Linked DNA regions of Mus musculus: region 1 is linked to region 2. Evidence: chromatin contacts called from ENCODE Hi-C or POLR2A ChIA-PET data. All regions are on one chromosome and are shown on one strand. Each heading gives the region's core, a stretch centred on a gene start or an enhancer-like site at or near the end of the contact. The rest is flanking DNA. Distances are from core to core; before and after follow the strand shown.

The links. A loop is a pair of places that touch in the nucleus more often than their neighbours do. ChIA-PET counts read pairs that join two places held with the same protein, here RNA polymerase II (POLR2A).
Region 1: POLR2A ChIA-PET joins it to region 2 with 17 read pairs in Patski. The contact joins two enhancer-like sites. A Hi-C loop is called at or near these places in 1 of 37 maps with a recorded cell type or tissue (v-Abl transformed pro-B cells). POLR2A ChIA-PET finds 5 or more read pairs at or near these places in 4 of 5 experiments (Patski and embryonic stem cell).

Annotation. Positions count from the first base shown.
Region 1 is chr4:44,026,116-44,032,038 of GRCm38, forward strand. The region is part of intron 5 of Clta (clathrin, light polypeptide (Lca)); the gene reads left to right. Among named protein-coding and RNA genes, the nearest start is that of Clta, 25 kb to the left of the region's middle. Within about 2 kb of position 3,701, at least 1 of the 3 ENCODE cell types and tissues checked has a DNase peak (open chromatin) inside an H3K27ac peak, as active enhancers do.
Region 2 is chr4:43,965,228-43,970,818 of GRCm38, forward strand. Glipr2 (GLI pathogenesis-related 2) reads left to right here. Exons shown (of 5, transcript NM_027450.3): 2 at 2,885-2,993; 3 at 3,345-3,448; 4 at 5,273-5,350. Among named protein-coding and RNA genes, the nearest start is that of Gm30377, 4.3 kb to the left of the region's middle. Within about 2 kb of position 3,569, at least 1 of the 3 ENCODE cell types and tissues checked has a DNase peak (open chromatin) inside an H3K27ac peak, as active enhancers do.

The DNA of each region.
Region 1 (5,923 bases), core at 2,451-4,950, 61 kb after region 2:
GATGGCTCATAACCTTCTGTGATGCAATCCAATGCCCTCTTCTGGTGTGTCTGAAGGTAGCTGCAGTGTGCTCTTACACACACACACACACACACACACACACACACACATTACACTTACTGAAAGTTAATACTGTGGGGAGAGAAAACACTCCGTCCCCTATCATTACCAAACAGTAGCTGTGGTATGCACTCATTTCGTAGGGGCCCTTACTTCTTGGAGGTAGCCTAGGGAGATGCTCAGAGTATAGCTCCCTGCCACAGGCAGATTAACTTTCTGCTGGATTCAGAGCCACCCACCTTTTACCAAGTAGGAGGCATGCCACTCATTTCATTGTTTTTTTAAAAAAAAAAAAAAAAAAAAGGACAAAAACAGATCCCAAGGCAGACTGGGCCTTAGGTTATTCGCTGTGGGCTGGGTCTGGCATTTCGGGGGCAGCTCTTAGAAGGAAATCTTTCAGAAAATATAGCCAGCTGATGCCATTGTGAAGCAACTATGACAGAATAAGTGGGCTCTTATTAAGACAGTCCTTTAAAACTCCCCGTGTTTCTTGATCATCTTTGACATTGTCCTTTGATGCCAAGCCTAGGCCTCTCAACCTGGACATGTCTCTGAGGGGTGTACTCTAAGACAGTGCCTTTCAGGTTCCATTTGAGTAAGGTGGGAAGGACTTTGGTCAGGGTCAGTTGCCATCCGGCCGCCCAGAGCCTCTGTGCTGATGTGAAGTGTGAAATGTCAGGCTCCTCTGCTCTTGCCACCTCAAGACGATTCCCCTCCAGGATCAGGTGTGGCTCTGCAGTAAAGAACGATGTTGCAGTGGGGAGTACACCCCAGCAAAAGTGCCTCAGCACCGCTCCACTCTGGAGGCCCTGGGGCAAGTCCACTAACATCGAGTCCCATGGCTTCAGCAACTTGACAAATAGACCTTCAAGCTTAATAATGAAGACATTGGGAACAGGCTTTCTATTGCACAAGTTTGTGCTTATTCCCTTTATTTAAAGGAATACCCCACGTCTATTAGAGGAACTTAACCTTAGAGGGTGAGGTTCTGAGCATGTAGTCAGATTGCAGTACTTTAGTTTACTCGGAATTGTAGAATGTTGAGTTGCCTGATCCTCCCTAGTTTCTGATTTTTTTTGGGGGGGGGGTTGAGACAGGGTTACTCTGTATAGTCCTGGAACTCACTCTGTAGACCAGGCTGGCCTGCCTCTGCCTCCCAGGTGCTGGGGTTAAAGGTGTGCGCCACAACTGCCCGACCTCCCTAGTTTCACAGAGAAGAGATTTCTTATGGAGTGTTAACACGTCGATGTCGGAAACCAGCTGAGTCTGCCTTATAAAAGCTGCTCACAGCTCAGGTCTGAGTGCATAAGGTTAGGGTATGCTAACCACCATCCCCACATCCTAGGACAGAAGATACGTTTTCTACTCTTTAATCCTGTAGATTTTGTTTTTTGTTTTTGTTGTTTTATTTTGATACAGTCTTTTCTGTGTAATCCTGGTGGCTGGCATCAAACTCAGAGAGATCCTCCTGCCTCTGCCTCCCAAGTGCTGGAATTAAAGGCCTGTACTACCACTGCCTGTCTTCGAGTGATTTCTTTAGAGGATGGTGGTTAGGAGAATTTATAAATCATTTGAGGTGCTAGGAATGAAGTTCTGTGATGCAGGACTTTGTGTTAAATCCTCAAAATGACATAGGGAAGGAGGGGTATCAGCCAAGCCATTGGTGGTACCACACTACTATAATTGGATACTCTGAAGGCTGAGACAGAAAGGAGGCTAACCTGGAACATAGAGACCTATTCTGAAATAAAACAAAACCCTTCACCACTTGGGAGCACATCCAGGCCAGGTCTTCCTGAGTGAGGTGAGGAGGAGTCAGCAGAAGGGTGGGGGCAACGCGGTGGTGGTGTTTGGTTCCTATGTAGCCGGTACTGTGTTGTCTATGCCAAACCTTATCTTTTACCCCAAGTTAGGGCCTACCTGTTGTTGCACCAGAGAGTGAATCATTCAGTTGTGGCCTATGAGAAAGAATTCCCTTTTCAGAGACTCAGAACAGTGGAAGTCTCCTGCAGTTCATGCTTGGGGGACAACTCTGCAGCATCTCCCTTCCCAAGCAAGAAGAGAAACATTCCCCTTGTTAGAGGTCTCTTGTGTTAGGACTTTCAGCTCTAACCAAAACCACTTGAGGAATTAAATCCACTATTCTTAGCAGTGGTAGACTTCTTTTTCCATGCCCACTGTAGAGCTATTTATAGAATGGAGTTCTGAATTGTTATTTTAGGCCTTTGGTCAGGCATTCCTCTCCCCGTTTCAGGCTTCCCTAAGCCCTGACAGGTGCTGATTCCAGGTCGGCCTTACCCTGGGAGGAGAGCAGACAGGTGGGGCGCCTGTGCGCTAGTGTCTCTAATTTTGTCTGTCAGAGGCCCTGCTTGTCTTAGAGACAAGCTCTTTATTCTTGGGGCTAGTAGTGAAGAGGCAGGGCCTCACCAAGGCCTTTGTTGTGAGTGATGCCCTGAGGGGAGGCTGCAGACCTTTCTTCTCCCCCAGTGAGAGCAAAGCAGCATAAATGGATTAGGCTAAGCCTTCTGTAAACTAAAGGGATTAGGGTGTAGAGCTGCCTGCCCTTCTGTGCCTCCCACTCGCCTGACTGACTCACCCGCAGCTTGTTTCCCTGAGTTACAACCAGGCTGCTCCTTTTGCTTTCTTTCCGTTTCCACAGATATCCTCTGTGTAGAGAATTAGGAAAGAATGAAGGGTATGTGTGTATTTTAAAAGTAAACTAAAACCGCCGGAGGTCTAGGTCAGTTAGTCGTGATTGCATGGCCTGTGTGAGGCCCTGGGCTTGGTCCGCAGCACTGCCTGAAGGGGATCCTCGCCATCCCCGCATTCCTAAGATTGGGAACGAGAGTAGGAGACCTAGAACATCAAGGGCATCCTCGGTTACCTGTCAAGTTTAAGGCTAGCCTGGGCTACATGAGGCCCCGTATCAAAATGAAATAAATAGAAACTGGAATATATGTTACTAGAATTTGCTTTCAGATAAATGTGTGTGTAAACTGATGAGTGACCTGATTGTCCTTTAAATGGCCTTCCAGCCAATGTCTGCCGCCTCAATTTTGGGAGGCCAGGACTACAAAGTGAGATCCTATCTCACAAAACAAAATTTTCCTGTTTGTTTGTTTGTTTGTTTAAATCCTAAAACAATATAGCAAAGAACAAGCTGAGGTTTGGCAGGGTCATTCCCAGTGTGCCTGTGCCCTGGTTAGTTGGGTCCTGCACATTCCCACCCCACCTGCCTCCCGCCCTCGAGTATATAAGGACTTGGTGAGGTCAGGATTTTAAGCTACACTTTGTCAAAAGCCCAGACTGGCATGTGTTTAGAAACTGCCCTGGCTTCCTGAGCAGACACGGAACCCTGGGGCCCAAACTAGCTTCCATTTCCCCAGAGCACTTACCCCAGCCTCTTCTACGTCTAAGGCGCACTGTGCAACAGCCACAGGTTTTTTGTTCCACCAAGCAAGTGTGGGAAAGCAATGGTTGGGTCCAAGATTTGGGATTAAATCTTTGGGGCTGTGCCCATCTGTTGGCTGGCAGTGGTCATACCCAGTGATAATTCCTGAGGCTGACAGAAAGTCAGCATGGCACCCTGAGCTGGCAAACGTTAGTGTGTAGTGAGGAAAACACGTGCACTGCGATCCACACTGCCACCGGCTGACCAAGTCTTCATCGCTGAGCCTCAGTCACCTTGCCTGGGAGGAAGGCGAGGACACCGTCAGCAACGGTGCTGACTAACGGTTGCCGTGTGTGGAATGGCATGTAGCCCATAACAGAGTGCTTACTAAAGGCTGTCGCCGGTGAAGCCCAAAGCTGACGCTGCAGTGCTCTCCTGTGGCGGGCACCAGGAAGGCCAGTTTCCAAGATGCCCCTCTCTGTGCACTGGAGTGCCCACCGCTGGAAGGCCCTGGGTCAGACGGAGCCCGGGGAGCAGTTCCCTGGGGACTGTCAGGTGCAATACTGTGGGGTTTAGATGTTTTCTGCTTCTCAATGTTCTCTCTTTTTTCCTGCCTGCTTGCCTGCCTTTGGACTTCTTGCTGTCTAGGGTGGCAGACGAAGCTTTCTACAAACAACCCTTCGCTGACCTGATTGGTTATGTGTATGTTGCAAAACTAATTCCTTTTCTTGTTTTGATTCTTTCTGTTTAGAGTTAATGCTCCTTTTTGTCACAAGTTGCTTTGCTTTTTAAATCTTTCACATTGGCTCTGTGGGGCTGCTTGAGAGTTGATAAGCTAGATATGACTGTTGCTAATCTTGCACAACTGTCACTCCCTGCTCTCCCTGTGGCCATTTGCATACTGGAGGTCCTGGAGGGAAGCAAGCTTCAATGGTCTCTCTGGGAAGGGTTTTTTTGGGCTTAGTTGGGTCTGACCACTTGCTGGTGCTGCCAGCTTCCAGGCCCTGCTGCCTGCCTGTCTGCCCCTGCGGAGCCTGCGGTGACCTAAGATGTTGGGGCCATGGTCTGCAGCACAATATTACCAGAGTCAGAGCCGGGGAGCAGGAGGTGGAGGCTCTGCCTTGCCAATTCCTGATCCTTAAAGAACATGAAGTGTCATTCAGTCAGGCAGTGTGGGTATCTGACACTGTTTCCCTGGTCTTAGATAGCAGAAATTGCTATTTTAGTGGCTAGCTTCTGGTGCCCTGCCCTCTTCCCCAGCACAGAGCCTCCCTAGTTGTGAAGTCAAGATACTCAAAACTGTCCAGTAAACTGCCGCAGTTTTCTCCCCCAGAAAACTACCTTTTCTAGCAAAGCTTTTTTGTTTTTAATAAAGATCCTTGTTAGTGACCTTAGTATTGCTGAGGACTTGGAAATAGTCCTGCTTCCTTTTTATGACAGAACTAGGAAGGAAAAAGAACAACTACTTGGGGAAGGTGGTAGACAGAGTCTCTTGGGGCCCATGACCCTGGGATGGCCACCTCATTAGACGGCAGAACTGGGTTTCCTGGGCCCCGGGTGAGTTTGCAGTGAAACTTGTGAAATGCTGGACTTACAGGTGGTGTTGGCTTTGACTTTTACACATTCTCTGGAGTAGAGAAATGGAGACTGGAAAAGTTGAGTCTGGGTTTGCTGGACAGCAGGGTGGCCCGCCAAAGGCAGCTGCACGCTCCCAGGCCAAGAAAGACCGGCAAGGGCATGTCTAGCTTACTGACCATCTGCATTGAGCCATTCTCATTTTCTATATCTGACCTAAAGTTTCTCCTTGTTTCTTTTCTTCTCTTCACCTTTAAGCACAAACATAAACCATCCTTGCTACAGCCTAGAACAGTTAAGTAAACCTTTCTCACTGCCCCTAACTGTGTGTGCCATGAAGTCGCAGTGTTGTAGTGGCTCTGGGCTTCAGCAGTGTTTGCCACGGCCATCCCTGTGATAGTGCCACCCTCTGTCCCCACAGACCGGTCATCTCCATTGCTTTTGCTTTGCCCGTGATGCTTGTTGGAGTAGCTGAAGTCCATCGTGTCTTTCCCACTTCTCCCACGTGCCTTTGGGCTGTTGCTCCAGCCAGTTAGTTCCCACAGGGCAGGCTGATCCCCATGTGAAAGAGTGTTGGAGTGGCATCCTGCCAAAAAGCAGCTCACATTAGCTCTCCTGCCAGGATCTTCCCTGAGTGGCACCAGATACCTGACTGGAGAGAAAATGGCAGACTGTTGGCTGAGCTGGTGAATGTCCTAACAACCCCTTCCAGAATGGCTTCAGTGTGGTGCCTGCTAGCATGGGTGCTTGGTCTTGAATACCTTCTGCTCTGCCCTGTTTCTCTCCAGCCTTAGGAGTGAGTTTGAGGCTATGATGCAGTGACCCGAGGGCTTTTTAGAAGTCTTAATTCCCTTGAACCTCAGTATGGCCCAGCACAAGCTACTCTGCAAGCCCTTG
Region 2 (5,591 bases), core at 2,319-4,818:
CCCACGGAACTTTACAAGGGATGGAGAGTAACTTGCTTGCAGGCCCCTGTGGCAGGTCACTTGCCACATTCCGGGGGGGGGGGGCTCCTCTGTCTTCAGAAAGCTTTTCTCACAGTCCTGGCAGAAGCATATATTTCCTAAAGAGAGATACAGGTGTCAGATATCAGACTACTGGGACAGTGGACCCAAGGAACTGGAATGTCCCAGGAGTCTCCTGCTGGGGGAAGGAAAGGGCTGCAGCCCCAGGGCCAGCCAGGGGGAGGGACTTGCCTTCCAGGAAGAGTCCAGACAACTTGAAAAGAGCTGACATGGCCCAACCTTGGGCAGAGCCACTTCCTTATACACACCTTGCCTGTTGTTTAAACCCAGGCCTCAATGTGGCCACTTTGTCACCTTTCTCTGCTTTCTCACTATTCTCTTGGAGTTCTGAAGACAGACATGGCAGTCATGGAGTACTGAAGATGGGGTGGACCCTCACTTCTCAGGGCTGCCAGTGTTCCAGCTTGTTTCCTTAGAGGTCCAGTAACATTTCCACTGGGAGAGAGGGCCTTCTTAGTCCTGCCTAACTGTCATCCCGCCCTGTCTACCTGCTAACTCCAGCTTTGTCTGTAGCATCCCAGAATTCACCAGAGCACCCCCACCCACGGGCACCCTCCAGTCTCATCTCCAGGATAAAGAGCCCGGGGCATGTTTACTCTCACAGGACCCCACTTCTAGCCTCCTGCACACACTTCTGGCTCTCTCTTCTCTGCCTCTTGTGCAAGGCAGGGTGGAGCACCCTTGGCCTAGGGGCCTGCGGTTCTGGTTACCACATCTTCCCGCTGGCTCCTTAGCTCACTGCAAGAGACCCAGCTTGTGACTTGTATCCAGGAGTTGCCCTCCTTCCCATTACCCCACTCCCGCCTCCTGTCAGATGGATTCACACTGCCCGTGGAGGCAGCTCCAAGATCTTTCCACTTTGCAAATTCTACACTTTTTAAACACCTTCTGTTTCCTCTTACCTCAGGACACCTGATCTCTGTCTTTCTTCTCAAAAGGGTGTGGACCTTCTCTGACCCCAGGATGTGAGGATTTCTGGGTGTGGCTCCACCCTCTGCACTGTTACCATGTTGCCTTCTCTTCACATCCCCACCCAACTCACAAATAGGTTCAGAGCCCCTTCCAACCCTGCCCCACCACCTGCTCCTGAGCCTGGATCTCCTACCCAGCCTTGTTGGACCCTACAGCCCTCAAGGGCAGTCTACCTCCTCTGTAACTTGTCTGAAAGTCCTAGGATGCCATGATCACCAACCATGACCTTCGTTTCTTCCTCCTTTCTGCTTGCAGCTAACACTAAACACGCCCTTCATGACTGTAGCCTTCCTACCCTGCTCCTAGCAGAAGGGACCAGTCTGGTGCTCACTCATAGACCTGCCCTGCACCCCAGGTCTCCAGAGGGGGTTGGATTCCTAAGTTCCCAAGGCTGTTCATGGTGTGTGATCTTATTCTGGCCATTTTGCTCCAGGTTCCTCTTGCATCATTACTAGTTTGCTTTACATGACCGTCACCATTCTCTGTCTACGTTGTGGGGGACAGTGCTCAGGGAGCAGTTGAGTAGACTTGCATTGGACTGAATTGATGATCAGTCCTCGGGTGGGTTGTGCATCTGTGAGGAGTTGGTGGATGGGTAGGCGTTGGCAGTGGAGGAATGAATGTACAGATGCTGATGCTGGAAAGATGGAAAGCGGATGGATGCTTGGTGTGTGGTAGTTTGTTGGAGGGACTGATGGATGGGTTGGGATAAGCCTTGAAGAGAGGAAAGATCCCGGAAGGATGGGGTTGCCTCAGATTGGAAGTGGTGTGGGTTTTGTCCACTCTTGATCTTCCAGTGCTCCATCCCGTTTCCCTAACCCCAGTCCTCTGGATGTTAACTTTGCTGAATTCATAATCCAGGTGGGCACAGGCTCTTCCCTCTCCACAGCCCCACCCGGCTGATTCTGTCCTCCTTTCATGTGACCACGGTGTCCTCTTCCCTAAACTCTCAGTCCATCCCTCAAGGCTGCTGCCATTGAGCCTCTTAGTTAGTACTATCTCATTCTCTCTCTCTCTCTCTCTCTCTCTCTCTCTGTCTCTTCTCTCTCTCCTCTTTGTCTCTCTCTCTCCTTTCTCTGTCTCCTCTCTCTGGCTCTCTGACTCTATCTCTCCTCTCTCTCCTCCTTGTTTCTCTCTCTCTTTCTCTCTCTCTCTCTCTCTCTCTCTTTCTCTCTCTCTCTCCTCTCTCTCCCTCTCTCCTCTCTCTGTCTCTCTGACTCTTTCTCCTGTCTCTCCCCCCATCTCATTCGCTCTCCCTCTCTCTCTCTCCTGTCTGTGTCTCCCTGTCTCCCTTTCTCCATCCACCCATGCCTCTTGTATTCACTGGTCCAATATGGTACCACCCACCCTAGCTAAGCTCCTTCCTTCTCCCTGAGCTCCCAACCCCAGCTCTCCCCAGACTCCATTGGTCTAGTCTGAGGTATCCAGCCACCTTCAGACATTTTCCTCTAGCAATGTCTGACCAGCTCTGCTCCTTCCTCAGTGCCCCTCAGCAGCCAGCAGCAGCTTTCTGAATCTGTGTAGTCCCCTGCTTTTGTTCAGTCGTCTCCCATGGCCTCAGATAAAGATTCAGGTCCCCATCACAGCCCAGAAGATCCTAATCTATCTGCAGAGGGTGATGGTGGTCACAGAGCTCTGAAGAGGGTGATGGTGGTCATAGAGGCAGAATGAACACTGGTGTGGAACAGGGCTGGTGTGAGCAGGATGAAGAGGAAGGGAGGGGCCGGCTGTCTCTGTGTCCTGACGTGTGCCAATAGACCTCTGGTGGTCTCCCCTCTACAATGAGCTGTTGTTCGTTCCTCTGTCATTCCAGCTTCCAAACAGTTTAATAACGAGGTCCTGAAGGCCCACAACGAGTACCGGGCCCAGCACGGTGTCCCGCCCCTGAAGCTTTGTAAGAAGCTCAACCGGGAAGCCCAGCAGTGAGTTCCCAGCAGCCATTGGCTCGGGCCCTTTGTGGAGCTGCTTCTGCAGTCATGAGGGCCCCTGGGTGGTTGAAGGGATGTGATGGGGTCTCAGATATAGCCAGACTTAAGGACCTACTCTTTTGCTGGCCCAGGCAGGCCCCTTTGCTCAATCTTCTAAAAATGGGATGGTTGGGAGGCCCAGGCTATACAAGACCTGTGTTTCTGTTATCCCTCTGGTGAACCCAGATAGGGAAGGAGGCTCAGCAGTACAAATCTCAGACGTTGGATGTTGGATGGTGTGTGTGTCAGGGATGGAGGTGGGGGTGTCCCCGGGCGGGGCCTGCTCTGAGGAGATACATTATGCAGGTATTCGGAGGCCCTGGCCAGCACGAGAATTCTCAAGCACAGCCCAGAGTCCAGTCGTGGCCAGTGTGGAGAGAACCTTGCGTGGGCGTCCTATGATCAGACAGGTAGGACACTCAGCTCCTCCCCGCTCTGCTCTGCTAGATCTAAGATGAGGCCTCTGGGCGCTCCTCCTGGCACTGCCCTTCACAGTTCAATGATGGTAGAGCCACAGGCCCAGGAAGGGAAAGAAAACCCCTGAATTCTCTGCATCTGTTCCTGGGCTGACCTCAGTAGCTGCCCCACAGCCAGTAGGCTGGGAGCCTGAAGAGAGATGAGTCAGAGGAGACAGCTCGGGTGCAGAAGTACAAGTCAGAGGCGCGGGCGCTGGAGACTGCAGCATCTGTATTACTTCAGCCGGCTGCGGGCACCGGAGCGTCCCGTGCTTTGCTAAATTATTTATTTTTGCCCTGTAAATGTATTGCTTTCATAATCAGAAAGAAAAAAAAAGAATTGAGCATTTTTTTCTTTTCTTTAAAAAAAAAAGAAAGAAAGAAAGAAAGAAAGAAAGAGAGAAGGAAGGAAGGAGAGAAAGAAAGAAAGAAAGAAAGAAAGAAAGAAAGAAAGAAAGAAAGAAAGAAAGAGAGAGAGAAAGAGAAAGAGAGAGAGAAAGAAAGAAAAGGAAAGGAAAGGAAAGGAAAGAAAAGGAAAGGAAAGGAAAGGAAAGGAAAATAGAAATGATTTTTCTGCCCAGGGCCTGGGAGGGAATGACCCCCACCCCCACTGGACAGACATTCTTGAATCTCTATCTCCTGCAGCCCTGAGGTAGCTTTTTAGGAAAATAGTAAGAGCTGTCACTATCTCTGGGGCTTTCTCCAAAGCCCAGAAGAGAATGACTCCTTTCCCTCCCCAGCCTCACATTCCTGGGAGCTCCCAAGGGGATTCCCCAAGTGCCTGGCTTCCCTAGCATCATCCCCTCCCCCACCTGCCCCACCCCCACACCAGCTGTCCTCTCCCCAAAAGCTACGTGCTTGGAAGGCAGCTGATGGTGGGGCCTCTGAGCCTCTTCCTCAGCCTACAGACTCCGGGCCCAGGCTCAGCGTCTCCTGACTGGGAGAAGGGTGCTGGGTGGATGCAGACTTGATAGGAGCCCCGGGGTGCTGCTCTATCCAGTCTGACCTTATGCTGGATCTCAGAGCATCATGATCAAGCCAGTACTCTCTCTCTCTCTCTCTCTCTCTCTCTCTCTCTCTCTCTGACCCAAATTTAAGTTTAAGTATCTCATAGTTACATGCTAGAATCTTTTGGAGAGTTTAGAATACTTCCCAACCCCTGGGTCTCTCCTCTAGAGAAATCAATACAACTGATCTCAAAACGGACCCAGGCCTCAGCGTTTTTTCATTGGCCACCAGGGTGACATCTTGACATCTATGTCCTGATTGGAGCTATGGCTCTGAGATCAACAGATCCTAGGAGATGCTTCCTTATGCCACGCTGACAGTGGATGCTCGAGATGAAGGCCCCTTGGCCTACTGGCTCAGCTCCCTTTATTCCTATGGGTATTTTAGAAACGGACCCCAGGTGGGATGAGGACAGGCTCCCCGAAATTCAAAACATGGCTAGAAGATCCTTGGGTTTCACTGAGTCCGACCTTCTGCTGCAGAGGTCCAGAGCAGGGAACACCTTGTCTAGAAGCCACAGTGGCTCAGTGGCAGGATGTAGGCCACCTCATCTGCGGACTCTTGACCCCAGTGCTCAACCCACCCAGAGAAGGCACTGGGTGCCTTCTTCCTGAGTCCTCAGGACTCTGCAGGGAGTGACCCTAATGTTTCACCTCGCCAAGGCTTTGTCAGATATCCAGTGTGGAATGGGGGTTTGGGGTTGGGGGAAGAAGCCAGAGGGAGGGGTGTATAGATTTTATTGCTGAGCTCTCACGTGTCTTTTCTGTACAGGAAAGGATGTGGCCGATAGGTGGTACAGCGAAATCAAGAGCTACAACTTCCAGCAGCCTGGTTTCACTTCAGGGACTGGTGAGTGGAGGGGCCTGGGCTAAATGTCAGTCAACACGGTCTGCCTCCCTTCGGAAAGTTGGCGCTCCCCCTCCTGCATTGGTTCAGCCTACTTCTCTGGTTTAACTCTGCCCAGAACAGAAAGCTTTCCCTTCCCAGCACCTGCCCACCTCACCCCCACCACCACCATCCCAGACCTGTAGCCTTTCTTCATCCTGACCCCAGACACCACATGCCCAGCCAGCTCAAAGTTGGGTGTGTA